Linked DNA regions of Homo sapiens: region 1 is linked to region 2. A link is an interaction called in ENCODE POLR2A ChIA-PET data of the cell type or tissue named here. Cell type or tissue: endothelial cell of umbilical vein. All regions are shown on one strand. Each heading gives the region's core, and the rest is flanking DNA. Links, peaks and the distances in the headings are about the cores only. Region 1 overlaps DOCK4 (dedicator of cytokinesis 4). Region 2 overlaps DOCK4 (dedicator of cytokinesis 4).

Region 1 (8,344 bases), core at 279-8,278, 51 kb before region 2:
GGCCTGAGAAACAGAGTGAGATCCTGTCTCGAAAGGAAGAAAGAGAAAAGGAAGAAAAGAAAGGAAGAAAGAAGAATTGTCAGAGGTATTCAAACCAGAGTGACTCCATATTGAACAGAGGCTGGGAAAAATAAGACTGAGACCTACTGGGTGGCATTCCCAGGAGGTTGGGCATTCTTAGTCATAGGATGAATTAGGATGTTGGCAGGGCTAAAATACAGGTCATTAGGACATTGCTGATAAAATAAGATGTGGTAAAGAACTGAAACCCACCAAAACCAAGATGGCAACGAAACTGACCTCTGGTGGTCCTCACTTCATTATACGCTAGTTATAATGCATTAGCATGCTAAAACACACTCCCACCAGCACCAGGACAATTTACACATGTTATGGCAACATCTGGAAGTTACCCTACATGGTCTAAAGGGGAAGAACCCTCAGTTCTGGGAATTGCCCATCCCTTTCCTTGGTAACTCCAAGAATAATCCACTCTTGGTTTAGCATATAATCAAGAAATAACCATAAAAATAGCCAGCTAGCAGCCCTCAGGGCTGCTCTGTCTATGGAGTAGCCATTCTTTTATCTCTACTTCTCCAATAAACTTGCTTTCACTTTGCTCGGTGGACTTGCCCTGAATTCTTTCTTGCTTGAGATCCAAGAACCCTCTCTTGGGGTCTGGATCAGGACCCCTTTCTGGTAACAGAAGGAAAGAAAAGAAGAAAGTAACACAAATAGTATAAAGATATATTCTTAAATAAGCTTCAGCAAATGTGAAGCTCTTAAATAAATATAGTACATTTACCAAAACCAGGAAGTTAATGTTGAAAAAATATACTGTCTTAGTCCATTTTGTGCTGCTGTAACAGAATATCACAGGCTGGGTAATTTATAAAGAAATTTAATTCTCACAGTTCTGGAAGCTAGCAAGTCCAAGATCAAGGTACTGGCATTGTGCTAAGAGCCTTTCTGCTTTGTCTTCACATGGTGGAAGGACGAAGAACATGAGTGTAAACTACCCAAACACAGCCTGAAGCCTCTTTGAATAGGGCCTTAATCCCATTAACAAGGGAGGAGTCCCCATGGTCCAATCATTTCTTAAGGTCCCACCTCTTAATACTGTCTTTTTGGCAACACCTGAGTTTTTAAAAGGATTACATTTCAACATAAGTTTTGGAGGGGACAAAAACATTTAAACCATAACTTATACTATTAACTATTCTCCAGTTCATATGCAAATTTCACCACTTGTCCAACTAATGTCATCTTTGTCCTGTCCAGGATTGCACATTTAGTTGTTACATTTTCTTAGTCTCTTCCCATATTGGACTGTTTCTCAGTATTTGTCTTTCATGACTTTGGCTACTTTTAAGGATATTGGCCATTTATTTTGCAGAGTATCTCTAAATTTTGGGTTGTTTCCTCACAATTAAATGTAGAATATGCATTTTTGGCATGAATATCACAGAAGTGATGGTGTGCCCTGCTTGGTGTATCTCATCAGGAGGTACATGATGGTGATAGGTTTTATTACTGGTGATATTAACTTTGATCACTTGGTTAAGTGTCCCAGGTTTCTCCACTGTACAGTTACTATTTTTGCCTTTGTAAGTAACAAGTATCTTAAGGGAAGATACTTTCAGACTATGCAAATATACTGTTTTTCATCATATCTCATAACATCCATTGATAATTTTTGCCTTGCAACCTTAGCCATTTCTAATCATGATGTTTGTCACAGGGTTATTCAGACACAGCTGGATTATTTCAATTGCAATCAAAACCTGTAATGGGTTCTTTTTGAAGTGGATACAATATACTTAGTTTAGTCTTGATTTCTTTAACATAAAGTACAAAATTAATACTACTACCATAGGCATCCTTGAAACGACTACTCAGTATATCAGGTGAAATTTCAAGTGTTTCAGAAAATGAAAAACATTTCATTTATTTCAGAAAATGGAAACAAATTAACGTTTTTGTCCAATTTTCATACACGGCATGATCTCTTTAGATATTACTTCCTTAACCAAATAATTTGTATATGGGTGTTTGGTTAAAAGATTGCTTTTGAGCGATTTCAGCCAACATTTTCAAGGAAAATTCGATGGGTCCTACGATTAACTGTAATCATCTTCAGGTTTGAATCAAACTCTCTAGCTTCACTGCAATTATCACTGACTTATAAAGGAATCTAGATAAAATTATATATATTTGTTTCATTTTCTGGCAGGAATCTAGACTTCCTAATTATTTTGTATAATAACACTTATTTTTAACTAAGGTCTTAGGACTTACTGATATTCACAGAAGCTATCACAAGTTATTAATTCTGTGGCATACTGTATGTATGGCTTAACTGATTTTAACTATTAAAATCTTACTTAAAATAAGACACTGGCTTCAAACTACAGTGAGCATCTTACAAAGGATTTACATTTTGGAAATGTTATAAAGTTGGCTAGTTGGAATCAGTAACTAAATTCTGAAGCTACCTCATAATAGCCTACTTAATCGATTAAACAACTGAAATAATAATTACACATGTAATGAAAACTGGGTGATGGGAGGGATTTATACATAGCAGAGGCAATATAGTATGGGAGAGGTAGAGAGGTCTTGGCAAATGTGGAGACACAATGAACATGAGCTGACTCTTCCTCAGTACTGTGTTTCTCCACCTGACCTAGAAAACCTTGATTCCTGAAAAGCCTCACCCTAACTTTGCCACAACCTGGCGATCCATCCATACTGTTCACAGCCCTCAGGAGAGACTGGATAATTATGAACACACCTTGCTTTCTTCCATCATTTCCCTTTTCCCCAAGGGAACATAGCTGCACTGAGAACACCAATCTCTCAACCACACCCTATCCCAACCCCTGTGGAAAATATAGTAGCTACCTCACCAATGGGAGTTGAGGGAATGAAGACTCATGTCTTCTGGGATCTGGGTCAAGCCCAGGTCAGCCATTCTTCAGACTTGCACAGTACTGGGACTAGAAAGGCCTTATAGGAACACTCACATCATTCTACATATGGTACTTGTAAACCTGGCATTCATGGTTCTTCCTAAAAGAGGCAGGTGGATCACGAGGTCAGGAGAGCGAGACCATCCTGGCTAACACGGTGAAACCCCGTCTCTACTAAAAAAAATACAAAAAATTAGCCGGGCATGGTGGCGGGCACCTGTAGTCCCAGCTACTCAGGAGGCTGAGGCAGGAGAATGGTGTGAACCCAGCCTGGGCAACACAGCAAGACTCCAGCTCAAAAAAAAAAAAAAAAAAAAAAAAAAAAAAAAAAAAACACAGGCAACCAGTATTCATGTGGCTTATGTTATCTAGGAAACTAATAAAACTCTGTTATTTCCACTGTATAAATTCTCTATGAAGCCTTTCTGCTTCCTCTCAATGACTATTTTTAAAATGAAAAGATATTAAGGAAAAAAATGCTGCTTGTTTATCATAGAGATTTTAATAACAAGTTAAGGCAAAATTCATGAAACTGTAATAGCCAAATCAGGATAAAAATGAACATTACCAACTCAGCACTTATCAATTATAAATGAACTTTTAAATTCCTCCTCAGGGTTTTTAGAGGGCACCAGGTTCCCCTGGGAATCATGCCCTCTCTTCTTCTGCTCTTCCAATTTTATAAGCTAATGAAATTAGCTTTCCATAACTTTCTTCTCACTGTAAATTTCAGAAACTATTGATTCCAGATGTTGTCTACAATAATTGAAATCTGGGTTGTCTTTGTTTGCCAAAAGCTACATTATTTAAAAGAAACTTGAAAAAAATACTCCCTACATCCCCCTCCCCCACCCCACCCATTTTTTCATGGAAATCAAAATCCCTATGCTTAGCTAGGGTTAAAATCTTTAGAAATATTTCTCCTTTCCCCTCTACTATGAAACTTGCCAAACAAATGAGATAAATTTTCCAAAATATCTTCAAAAACAAACAATAGGTCTGGTGTTAGGGCCAAAAGCAGTCACTGATTTCACAATAGGTTAATTAGGAACAATCCATCTATTGCAGTTCTTTGGTTCAAATGATAATTTTGCATTTGTTTTTATTTTTCTGACCATCAACAGAGGTGACTTGGTCTGTCCATGAACTAAATCTGACAATGTGCATGCCCTTGGTGCTCATATACAAAGTGGGTACCCATAACATTGCGATCCAGCTAATGCAAAGTGAAATAACAAGTGCCCAAAGATAATAAGATTCAAAAGAAAAATGTTAAACAATTCAAAGTATTTCATTTTTTGGAAGACAATTTAAAAAGTTCCAAAAATATATTCAACGTTCAAAAATTAAATTGAGGATGAGACATATTGTTCCTTAGGTGTGCAAGAATTTACAGATAATTCCCATTAACAAAAAGAAGAATCAAGAGCTCAAATGACTAAGCATGGCTAGAATAAGGTGTACCTGCATGAAAGTACATATAAGATATGACTTTTTCTCCTTTTATTAATGACTGTAATTAAAAACTATCTTATTTTATAGCCTCTGCTAACAGTCATTTGTTATTACTAACAAATAGTTATAACTATATTGACAATTTACTAATAGTTTCACTATTAATAATACGTGTTAATGTGAATATAGTTTTAATGAATTCTGGAAGTTAAAAAGCAATCTATATAAATGAATAATTCAGCTATTTCTCAATCTAAGTAAATGGATCAAAACACTGACCATAGGCCATCAAGACCCCAAAGTTATATGCTTAAAAATTCTGAGTTTATCAGCTTCTGGTAAAATGGAAACATAAATAAATAAATTTCCCTGCTGTCTTTCCTATCTTTACCTCTTATAGCTAAAGGAAATACAATTTAAAAATTAAGATACTTTTTGAGAATTTTTTAATCACTGAGTTTTAAGGTCTTTTTAGTATACTAAATGTTTGTTCAATCTTTAAACTTTTTAATAAATCCAGAATAGCAGATTTGCCTACTAGGGGATGAAGTCTTTAAAAAAAATTCTGCATTTTGCTGTGAGTTCTTCCTAAAAACACAGGCAACCAGGAAAGTCAATTTGTTTGTTTGCTTACCTAGGAGTTAAGCCTAGAACTAAGTCATACTATGGCAGAAAATCCCAATTTACAATTGGAGCTGCAGAGTTAAAAATACCCAGCATTATACAGAAAAACTTTCCTACATTGTGTTTGAAGCTGTGTGACAGATATATACAAGTACTGAGTGTTTCTCAATCACCACCTGCTCCGCACCCACCTGAGTTCTGACACAATAAGCAAACAGGACAGGGTAACCAAGATCTCCTCAAAACAGATGAGTTAAGAGCTAATATTTTCCTTTCTTTGCCACAAGACTGAACCTTTTTTATCCTCATACATGTGTAGAAATAATAGATCACCCTGTCAGTTTTCCAAAATCTAGTTGGGTCCTGCTAGAAGTAACTCATATAAAGCTACTCACTGTGCATCAATCCTGAACCCCCCAGGTAAAAAAGTTCACCTTCACACTATTCCCCAGCTGTGGCAGGTCCTTTTGCTTGTTAAAGCATAAAACAAAACTAAACAAAACAAGTATCAGTCTGAACACTTAATGCCCTTCATGCAGTCTGTAGCTTATCCCGACTGGTCTCGTGAAAAACCAATATTTTAGAATTTACATTTGTTTTGGAGAAAGGGGAAATGTCAATCATGTGTTGTAGTCTCCGACTTAAACGATCATACCTTCAGAAACTCAAACCTGAGAGCACCGTAAGACCATGTGGCACAGAAGATAGGCCAAAACTGACTTGGCTTTCTATGCCAAAGAGTCACTGGTACCCTAAAAGTAAAAAAAAAAAAAAAAAAAAAAATTAAGGAAATTTAATAAGTGAACTAAAGCTGGGCTTTTCAGGGAGCAAGAATATAATGAAAAGGTGTGGTCACTGCCAATCACAATGGCCTGGCTTTAGATGTTTCTTTCATGTTATGTCACCATCAGAACTCTGGTAAAACATGATCTAATCCTAACACATGATCTAATCCAAATTTCATTTGGGATTTCTCAGCATAACTCCTTAAATTTTCTCTATACTTATCCAACTATTTGTACTTCGTTTTCCTGCCCATTTCTCCCCAGAGTTCTGAAGGGTCAACAACAACAGCTGGAACGAAGGTGGAGGCCAAGTGAGGATGGGAGATGGCCCATTATCATGTCCAGCCATGCTGGGGGACGAACACTAGAGGGTACACAGAGGACAAAAGCTGACGCCCAAAGCCATTATGATTTTTCTCTTCTAAACTATTTTGCTCCAGAAATCAGCCTTTTATATTTAAGAATAAAAAAGAATCAATAAAATGCTACCAATGAATATGAGGAGCTTTAGCACACTTCGGCAAATCTGTTTTGGTAGTTCAGAAACTTACTTGTTGGTTCTTAGCTATGTTTTATATAGATGAGGTAAATACCAGAGATATGAAATGTTTCATCTATATAGGAGACTAGGTATCTGTTCTCAAAGGGCCTACACCTAGGTGAAGAAAAGGGGTAGATACAACTGAAAGTAAATAGAAAACAATACCTATTTATCCTTTGACTAGCTCAGAAAAGAAGTGCTACTTGAATTTCATCCATAGCTCTACACATAAAGTGGAATAAAAATTCCTGAGGCCACTTACAGTGCAGGAGGAAGTCTAACGCCTTCCCATGGGCAAGTCAGATGGGTCCGCTCCATGAATCTGGCCACCAGCCGAAGCACAGTATTTCATCCAAAAAGGATCCCATCATTTCCATGAATTCTCCCATGTCTCCTCTGAAGCTAATTTTCCCCATCTTTCAACAGCTTCCTTCAAGTTTATGTATTTTAATTTATTTATTGCAAGGGGAGTTCTAGTCTAATATTTCCTCAGAGGGTTCCCAAACCATTCACAGCTGTCAAACACAACTATACACAAAAAGGATCAAGGCCCTGTCTACGGGTTCTTCCAGAGTTTCTTCGCCCTGCGCTTCCCTAGTTTACATGAGCCAGCTGATCTCCACCACTAACAGACTACAGAGTAGGCCCAGTACAAACCCCAGAAAGCTCAGTATCATGTGAAGGGCATACTAAATGCTATGTTGAAAAAATATGCATATGATTATTTATGCTTCCGATTAATGTCAAAATTGTAAACTGCAAAAGACCACTAACCATGAGCAGGGACATTAACTTGGTACTATATTCTATGTCATGACAGTGTGAAAAACACCTAGAACAGAAAGGTTTACCTTTTCCCCTTCACATGCAATCTCCTCTGTCTCTATTCAGTTCCCCCTAGGAAATGCTGTGGTATGTGTTTAGCGCGGTATAATCACTCACTCAATGTTTACTAAACATCTACCGCAGACTGGATACCACTCTATGTACTGAGCCAGAAGTATCCACAAATATAGTACAAGTACTCCTCACAGCAACTCTCTGCAGTAGGTATTCTTATCTGTATTTTATAGATGAGGAAAGCTGGGGCCAGACAAGAGAAGCAATTTGCCAAAGGTCACAAAGCTCGGTGGTGGTACAGGAGAGGGTTCCGCCCCTGACCAGCTGATGGCTGTCCCAGCTGTAATTACTGCTCCTTGAGAGGGAAGCAGGCACAGAGTAGCGGTGAGGAGCATGGCTCAGGCTTCTGCATAGGTGGGTTCAAATCCCATTCCTGCTACTTATTAACGACGTGAGCCCAGCCAGCTATTAACCGTGCTGTGCTTCAGTTTCCTCAGACTGTAAAATTTGGGTAATAACAGTATTTGCCTCACAGGGTTCTGTGGGAATGGAATGAGTCCCATGGAGAACATGGATGGTGTTCAGCACAGTGATGAGCACACCTGGGCAGCAAAGGCATGTGAGCTGTCAATGTTGACCATTTCTTTGACTACTCCTATAATCACCTGGCAAGTAGTTAGCATCAGTAAATGTTTCCCTGATGAAATGCTTATTTTCTTAATATCCAAACTCTGGTTCCCGGGCTGCAATTTCCTGCTAAGGAAGTGAAAGGCCTGTAAATTGCCCCCAGAATTCAAGTACCACTTCAATCAAAGAGGAGCCTTTTCTTCTTTTTTTGTTTTTGAGATGGAGTCTCACTCTGTTGCCCATGCTGGAGTGCAGTGGCGTGGTCTCGGCTCACTGCAACTTCCACCTCCAAGGTTCAAGCGGTTTTTCAGCGATTCTCCTGCCTTTGCCTCCCGAGTAGCTGGGATTACAGGTGCCCGCCACCACGCCCAGCTAATTTTTGTATTTTTAGTAGACAATGGCGTTTCACCATGCTGGCCAGGCTGGTCTTGAACTCCTGACCCACATGATTTGCCCACCTTGGCCTCCTAAAGTGCTGGGATTACAAGTGTGAGGCACCG
Region 2 (8,344 bases), core at 297-8,296:
ACCCAGATAGCTGGTAAGCCATTATTTGGGGGCATGTCTGTGAGGGTGTTTCAGGAAGAGAACAGCATTTGAATCAGTGGGCTGCACCCTCACCCACTGTGGGTGGGCACTATCCAACTGGCTAAGGGTCCAAACAGAACAAAAGGCAGAAGAAAGACTATTTTGCTCACTCTCTCTTTTGGAGCAGGGACACTCTTCTTTTACTGTCCTTGGACATAAGTCCAGGTTCTCAGGCCTTCAGCCTGAGCCTTCCTGGTTCTGAGGCCTTTAGACTTGGACTAAGCCACTCTACTGGCTTACCTGGTTTTCCAGCTTGCAGATGGCCTATCATGGGACAACTCAGTCTTCATTATTGCATAAGCCAATTGCCCTAATAAATCCCCTCTCATATAGCATGCTTTCTCTCTCTCCCTCTCTCTCTCTCTCTATATATATACACACACACATATATATACATACACACATATATACGTATATATACACGTGTGTATATGTATATATACACATATACATATATACACGTGTATACATATATACGTGTATATATACACACATATACATATATACACATATTATACATATACATATACATATATACATATACATATATATATATATATATATATATATATATATATATATATATATATATATATCTCCTATTGGCTCTGTGTCTCTGGAGAACCCAAATTAACATATTGGTCACCTGCAAGTGGCGAGTTCAAAGATGACTTCATGTCTCTTCTTTTTATCTCATTTAAAACTGTTATACAATGGGCTGGGCACAGTGGCTCATGCCTGTAATCCCAGCACTTTGGGAAGCTGAAGCAGGAGGACTGCTTGAGCCCAGGAGTTTGGGACCAGCCTGGGCAATATGGCAAAACCCCGTCTCCACACACACACACACACAAAAAAACCAAACCAAACCAAACAAAACCCAAAACCCACTGGGCATAGTGATAGGCACCTGTGGTCTCAGCTACTCAGAAGGCTATAGTGAGAGGATTGCTTCACCCAGGGAGGTGGAGGTTGCAGTGAGCCAAGATCGTGCCACTGCACTCCAGACAGAGCAAGACTCTGTCTCAAAAAACACCCAAAAAAGTTACACAATAAACATTATTATATTTATAATCAGAAAAAAAAAACACCTTTACTTAAAAAAAAAAAAAAAAGATGGTTCCTACTCCTAGATTTGAACTGGCTACTGCCATGATACCAGACAAACCAACCCATCAACATCCTGACATCGAGGTCCTGGTCAGAAAGGCCATTAAGACAGTGCTTCTTTCTGGATGGCTGGCCAGGGCAATTAAAAGCAATCTGAGATAGGGAAGAGAGAGGAGGATAGGTATGATTCAGCCAGGGTGGTGAACTCTAAGAAGGTACGACTTCAGCTAAGTTTTAAAGGAGTAAAAAATATACTAGAGAGAAGATGAAGTATTTTACATTCTCATTGGGTGATAACTGGAGGGCTAAAAAAGAAAAAAAAGGATAATGTAAATGTCACAGTAAAGTACTGGGGCTGCTGCCTGCTTGGAAGCAGCATTACTTGTAGAAAATGGGCAGAGATGAGTTTCCTGCCAACTCTTCTAGAACTTACGGCTTTGACTTCTTTCCAGTCAGTACCTGTGGGGAACAGGAAAGCTCCCCAGGGCAGGAGAGATGTACAAAACACACCTTCAAAGGCTACCACTTGAAATCCCCAGGAAACGTTTCAATGCTTACCACATTACTGCCATGGAAAACTACAGCAGACATCTATCAGCACAAACCCTGGCTGTTTGTTGCCACTGGCAGTTTAATTATTAGCATTTTTGGTGAAAGATATTGAATAACTTAGACTGCAGGGCGACTACGTCCAATCCCAGACCATTAATCACTACACTTAAGAATGTTCATCTCAAAGCAGGTATGTAATTATATACAGAGCCAAGAAAATTATGCATGTCTCACACAACAAGGGAAAAGAAAAATGAATTGAAGAAATATATAATAAGCACCAGATCTCTTTGTTCACACATAATCTGCTGTTCTTGTTTGTTTACTTGCTACTGGGGAGTTTGCAAAGAAGACTGCACTATTGTACTCATAATCTAGTATAACAGCAGTATGACTTTGGTCCAGGAAAAATCCTTCTGGGTCAGTTTCTTCAACTGTAAAGTGGTGAGAGTACCTGCATCCCTTGTTGGTTCCTTGAAAAGATAAAACAATGTTAGAGCACCCTGTAATGATCTTGACAGTTATATTTACCCAGATTGCTTTGGGTCAGATAGGGAGGTAGCATAGTACTATGATTAAGAGCACACTGGCTTTGGGTGTGAATTCCAGCTCCATCCCTTCTACGTATGTGAATGTGGACAAGTTATTTACCCTCTCTAAACCTCAGTTTCCTCATCTGTAAGACAGAGGTAACAATATCTACCTCATAAACTTATGGTGAGAATTAGACAAAAGAACCCACATTGAGTGCTTAGCACAGTTCCTGACACATTGCAAATGCATATAAATTATTATAATTATGACTCTGCCTTAGGCAATGAGAAGCCTATAAGGCAACCTAAAGAGCAAAATATCTTCTCTGATATTCCCATCGGCTGCAGCGAGACTCATCTTTCTAGAGACAGACATGGTGTCTCATTCATCCTGCATCCCCAAGCACCTCTTGTAGGCTCTGTAGTTAGTGGGTATTCACACTCTGATTGAAATAATGTCCCAAGGTACTTCTTGAGGATTCAGAGAGCCCTGAGATGTAGGATCTCTATCTCTTCTGATTGTCCCCAAGTGCCTCACCAGAGAATAACTTTTTTAATGAGTTAACATGAAAATAACCAGCTGAAACATTTAAAAACAACAAAAAAGAGAAATATTAATGAATGATATCATTAGGAAGAATTTCCAACTTCTATCTCTAATTCTTCACTCCTGTATAAAATGTGCCTCCCTCAAAGAAGTAAATGTGCTTGACATTTAAAATGCACTCTTGCATATCTTGAATAACAGACTGGCTATTCTGAGTGCCCAAATGATTATCTGTTGCCTGACATTAGTACTGCCAGACAGTGATGGCTTGTACACCAAGCCGTCTACGTAACACCAAGTTTGTACACCGAGCAAACTTTTGTCATTGGGTGGATAACAGCTCAGTACTTTTCTCCTGAGAAGATTGAGTTATTGTTGGCACTGCAGGCTAAATGTTTTTATAACACGCATGCCTTTGCTCATCTTCTCATTCAGGCACTCACTCAACCAACTATTAATGAAAGACATAATTCTTGCCTTTAAGGGGCTCTCAGCCTAATGAGGTAAGTAGCATCATGTCATTGTTACTAGATAGGACTCTACATTAAGAATAACTTACTTGAATCTCAATTCTACCTCTTATTGGAAGACTTAGAGAAAACTGGCTAAAACTGTCGTTCTCAGTTTCCTTACCTCTAAGACAAAGACAATGGTACCCACCTGTCTCACAGGGTCGTTCTGAGGACTTAATGAAATAACACATATACAGTACAAAGAGCCTCACACAAGAGCTTTCTCTTTAAAACTTGGCTTCCTTGTTCTTGTTGCTGTTACAATTAGTGGTGGTGGTGGATATACGGTGACAAGAGCATGGACTGGTATCAGAGCAAAGATCAAGAGTACCCAACTCAGCGGTAGAAAATAGAAAATGTCTCTCCATTGAAACAGATCCACTGCATTAAAAAAGAAATAAGAAAAATAAAGGAAAATAGAAAATGCCTCCTAAAACAGAAAGTACCAAGCTAGAAATTGTCAAACAGGCAAGGAAGAGGGAAGAGCAAAGGATGGAAACAAAAGGGCACGTGCAGCCATGGGAAGAGAGTTACACAGTACACAAACTGAGTCATAGTGGAACATTAGGGTGGAAAGAAAAGCTGGTCAGTTTTTGACAGGAGTTCCGATCTTAGCCAGAAAACAATGGTGATCCATTGAAGGATTTGGAGCAGTCAAGGATGAGAATCACAACTCAACAAGTTCATTTTAATGGCAGTGTGGAAGATGGATTAGATGAGGTGAAAGAACAATAGGGCTAGGTAGAAAGCAGCTATAGTAGCAGGCAGGAAATCTTCAGGCCAAATGAATATAATGACAACAGAGTTAAATAGGAGATGACTAATTAAAAGACTATTTAGGATGTGGACTTAGAAGTAGATGGGAACCCTTTAGATACAGGGGTGGGAGGAAGAAGGAAGGGATATTATGATTTCAGCACTTCGGGCTTAAGCAAGCACATGAATGATAATGCCATTCACTGAGAGTAACTATGGGAATTGATATATTAGGTTAGTGCAAAAGTAACTGTGGTTTTTGCCATTAAAAAAAAATGCCAAAAATCACACTTACTTTTGCACCAATTACTTCTGCACCAACCTAATATTTCTCAGGGAAATAGGATTTAAGTTTTATTCAGGCTGAATTTTAGAACCTGTGGAATAACAAGCTGACAGTATTTAAGGAGTAGTTGAATATTTAGGTTCCTGAAGCCCAGGAAAAAGGCCTGCCCAGAGACGGAGATTTGAAAACTGTATTTGAAGCCATGGGTTGTTTTGGTGATAAAGTTTTATTAAAATGAACCACTAAAAAAAAACTATAAAATTAAAAATAAAAATAAACTGAGGTCATGAGACACAGCTCATATTAGGAAGTGAACAAAAAAAGAAATCGCCTAAATCTAAGGGAAAAGGAAAAGTCTTAGGCACACTGGCCCTGCCTTTCTCCTCCTCCTCCTATTCCCTGGAGCTTCATGAGTTTGCTCAGGTGACCGTTTAAGAATCAGCTGGTGTCGTGTACATGGCTGGGTTGAAGGGGCACGAGGTAAGCAGTGACAGTGACCAAAGAGATGTGAGCCATTCAGCTACGACCTCTTTCTACCTAAAAAGCAAAAAACAAAACATAACAAAACAAAAAGCCTTCAGGCAAATGCTGTAAGTAAAGCAGTTGGCAGAAGACAGTTGACTACCCAGAATTCCTTGCCACCAGATCAATAGTGCCTTTGGGTTACCTGATAGTAGGAAAAAACCAATTTGTTCTACAAAATCATTTTGTTTTTAAAATAATAGCATTGCTTATAATATGATTTTATCTTTGCCACAGCCCACAACAGAGCTCTCCTCCTGATATCTTGTACCTTTGTTGATATCTGATGCTGGCAATGAATGTAAAAACTCGGACACAGATTTTTTTCTACTATTCTTAATTATTACTTCATTTCTCCTTCATTTTTATCTTTCAGACTTTTCCCTCATGTATATTCCACAGCACCTGGCAGAGTGTATTAAACATGTTGGAAGACCCAATCAATACTGACCGAGGAGAAACAAAGGGAATTCCTCAGCATCATTAAGATTAATATTAATAGTCTGAAGTTTAACAGACCCTACCTGATTTAAACCGTAAATTGTTATTCTGCCACGAGAATGCAAACATATAAAAAATTAAAAGTTAAAAAGTCCTATTATTACTCGAAATTGAATGATTCTATTCCAATAGGAATGCCATACAAATTGTAAAAGTATTTACGTATTCAGAGCAGTCTTCAATCTTCTGAAAGAAATACAAGTATAATCCTTTAAAATATTTTCTAACCTTTCAATGTATTTTTATTCACAATTACCTGCCAAAATCTTCTTATTTGGATGTCCTTGCCTTAGCAGAGGAAAAACTAAAAGTACAGTAGCTTTAGAAAAATGTACCAACAGCAATATGTAATATTGACAGAAATAAATCTATTAGGAAGTTACCATCAAAATCTTGTCAAAGGAAGGGTAAAGAATTATCTCATATTTCTAGTTAAAAAGATCAAACCAATGAAACTCCAGATTCCTCCTCTATATGTTTACAATTTTAGTGAAATTTCTTGACTATCATAGATTGAAGTAGAATATCCCTCACCTTGCTGAACTCATCTTCCTGCAAACCAATGTGAAAATTATTTTCTGAGTCATAACCTGTTTGAACACCATAGCTATTGGGAATTCAAAACATCTTCTCTTTTCTTTCTCTGAGGCTCTATCAAAAGAGCTTCCATATCCTTTTCCAAAGCTCCAATAAACCATGATATTTCCATGTACTCAGTAACTACAAAGAGCTCACAGATTTATTACCTCTTTAAAAATTCTCACATGTGGAAAAAAAATCTATCTATAACCAGAGTATCAGCTTGCAAAATAACATGACAACAAGAAGTTAGTAAACAATCTATTATCAATTCATGGAATCTTTACTAAACTACACAAGACATTTTGTTAGACCTTGTGATCCTTAATCCCTTATCTGATAACGCTAGGGTCAGATGTGTTGTGTAATTTAGAATTTCTCCAGGTTTGGGGATGCAGACAAAAGGGAATCCTTATATTTTGTTGGTAGGAATGTAAAGTAGTACAGCCACTAGCAAAAACAGTACAGAGATTTCTCCAAAAAACTAAAACTGGAGCTATCATATGACCCAGCAATCCTGTTACAGTAGGCAGTGAGGCAGACATGAGCAGGCCAGAAGAGCCCCTCACCTGGCCCCTGCCACCAGGAATGTCAGGCAACCATCAGGTGATGGTCAGGAGGTTGTTAAACTGTCTCCCTAAAATAGTATTTGTTGCAGCCAGCACCAGGAAGTGGCCATCTCCCAACAGATAGCAACACCTGAAACTGGTGATCAGCAGCTTCCTGATAAGATCTCAGAAGCTGAGCAAGTGGTCTCACAAATGCACACTAAGAGGTAAAATGGCGGAGCTTTACTGGTATACAACCTTCCTCTGGGAACTTTATACTGGTAAGGGAAGAATGCCTCAAGTGAGCATGAGTACAACTCCAGTAATCACACTGCTCATGCAGCCCCTCCCACGTGCTGGCAGGCCACTGCGCATGCAGACAGCCCACCCCAAGGGAAGAATCAGGGGAGAAGGGATCACAACACCCCCAGAAGCATGGGAACATCTAAAACCCAAGGTCAAAGGTCAAACAGTGCCCTTGATCTCTAGGTCGTCTGCTTGGCCCTCTTCCAAGAATTATTTACTTCCTTCCATTCCTACTCAAAAGCTTTTTAATGAACTTCCACTCATGTCCTAAAACCTGCCTAGGTCTCTCATTTTGTCTATGTCCCTCTATCAAGTTTTTTCTTCTGAGGAGCCAAGAATTGAGGTTGCTGCAGACCTGTATAGATTCCCTGCCAGTAATAATCCCACTACTGGGTATTTACCCAATGGAAAGGAAATCAGTATATCAAAGGAATACCTGCATCCCCATGTTTACTGTCGCATTATCCACAATAGCTATGATATAGAATAAACCTTAATGTCCCTCAACACATGAATGGATAAAGAAAATGTATTTTCTTTACAATAATGTAATGTAAAATAATACATGTATTACATGTATTATTACAGATAATAAAATGTAATGTAAAAAAGGATTTCAATCTTTATGGCTGAATAATATTTCATTGTGTATGTATACAAGGAAATATTATTCAGCCATAAAAAAGTATGAAATCCTGTAATTCACAGCAACATGGATAAGCCTGGAAGATATTATGTTAAGCAAAATATGTCAAGCACAGAAAGATAAACACCACATGATCTCACTTATCTATGGGAGCTAAAAATAATTTTGAACACATGGAAGTAGAGAGTAGGACTGTGAGTATCAGAGGCTGGGGAGGAGATGGGGGAGGAGGGTACTGGGAGAAGTTGGTTAACAGATACAAAATTATAACTAGATAGGAGAAATGAGCTCTAGTATTCTGTAGCACTGTAGGGTGAAGGTGGTTAATTATAATTTATTATATATTTTCAGAAAACTAGAAGATTTTAAATGTTTGAGGTATGCTAATTACCCCGATTTATCATTATACACTCTATACATGAATTGAATCTATACACGAATCAAAATATCACTCTGTATCCCATAAATTTGTACAATGATTACATGTCCAGTAAAAATAAAAGAGAAAAAATAGTTGTATCTAAAATGAGTTTTAGCATGCCTTTTGACTACTGTGTAATAAGCCTTTTTGGTTACTTTCACATAAATGACTTTCACGTTAAAAATAAAAAATAATTTCTCCAGGTTTTACAAAATAATTTGGGTTAAATATCATGTATTATAAACCCTCCCAGGCAGATGTGGGTGAGTATCCAGGCAGGATTAATATTTTTGCAGCAACATGAGCAAATATTACATCCACAGGTTAGATTTTTTACTGTCAAATGAGTTATAAAATGATTTAGATTTTAGATATTTGGGAACTGGAAATAAATAACACACAACTCCTATATCAAGGGGCTCATAGCCAAACAGGAAGAAGGCATTTATTCTTCTGTGTCGGTTATTA

Evidence for each region. ChIA-PET counts read pairs that join two places held together with the same protein. Peaks named below come from ENCODE experiments on the same cell type or tissue, not always from the same donor. Only the 100,000 strongest peaks of a DNase experiment are listed, where the experiment ranks them.
Region 1: POLR2A ChIA-PET joins it to region 2 with 15 read pairs; 3 of 35 experiments call an interaction of 5 or more read pairs at or near these places.

Annotation. Positions count from the first base shown.
Region 1 is chr7:112,014,875-112,023,218 of GRCh38, forward strand. All of the region lies in intron 1 of DOCK4 (dedicator of cytokinesis 4), which reads right to left. Among named protein-coding and RNA genes, the nearest start is that of DOCK4, 190 kb to the right of the region's middle. In endothelial cell of umbilical vein, for the core only: no CTCF peak of the experiment used is centred there; no DNase peak of the experiment used is centred there; H3K27ac peaks cover 911 bases.
Region 2 is chr7:112,066,087-112,074,430 of GRCh38, forward strand. All of the region lies in intron 1 of DOCK4 (dedicator of cytokinesis 4), which reads right to left. Among named protein-coding and RNA genes, the nearest start is that of DOCK4, 140 kb to the right of the region's middle. In endothelial cell of umbilical vein, for the core only: no CTCF peak of the experiment used is centred there; DNase peaks (open chromatin) are centred at 4,025 and 5,983; H3K27ac peaks cover 1,992 bases.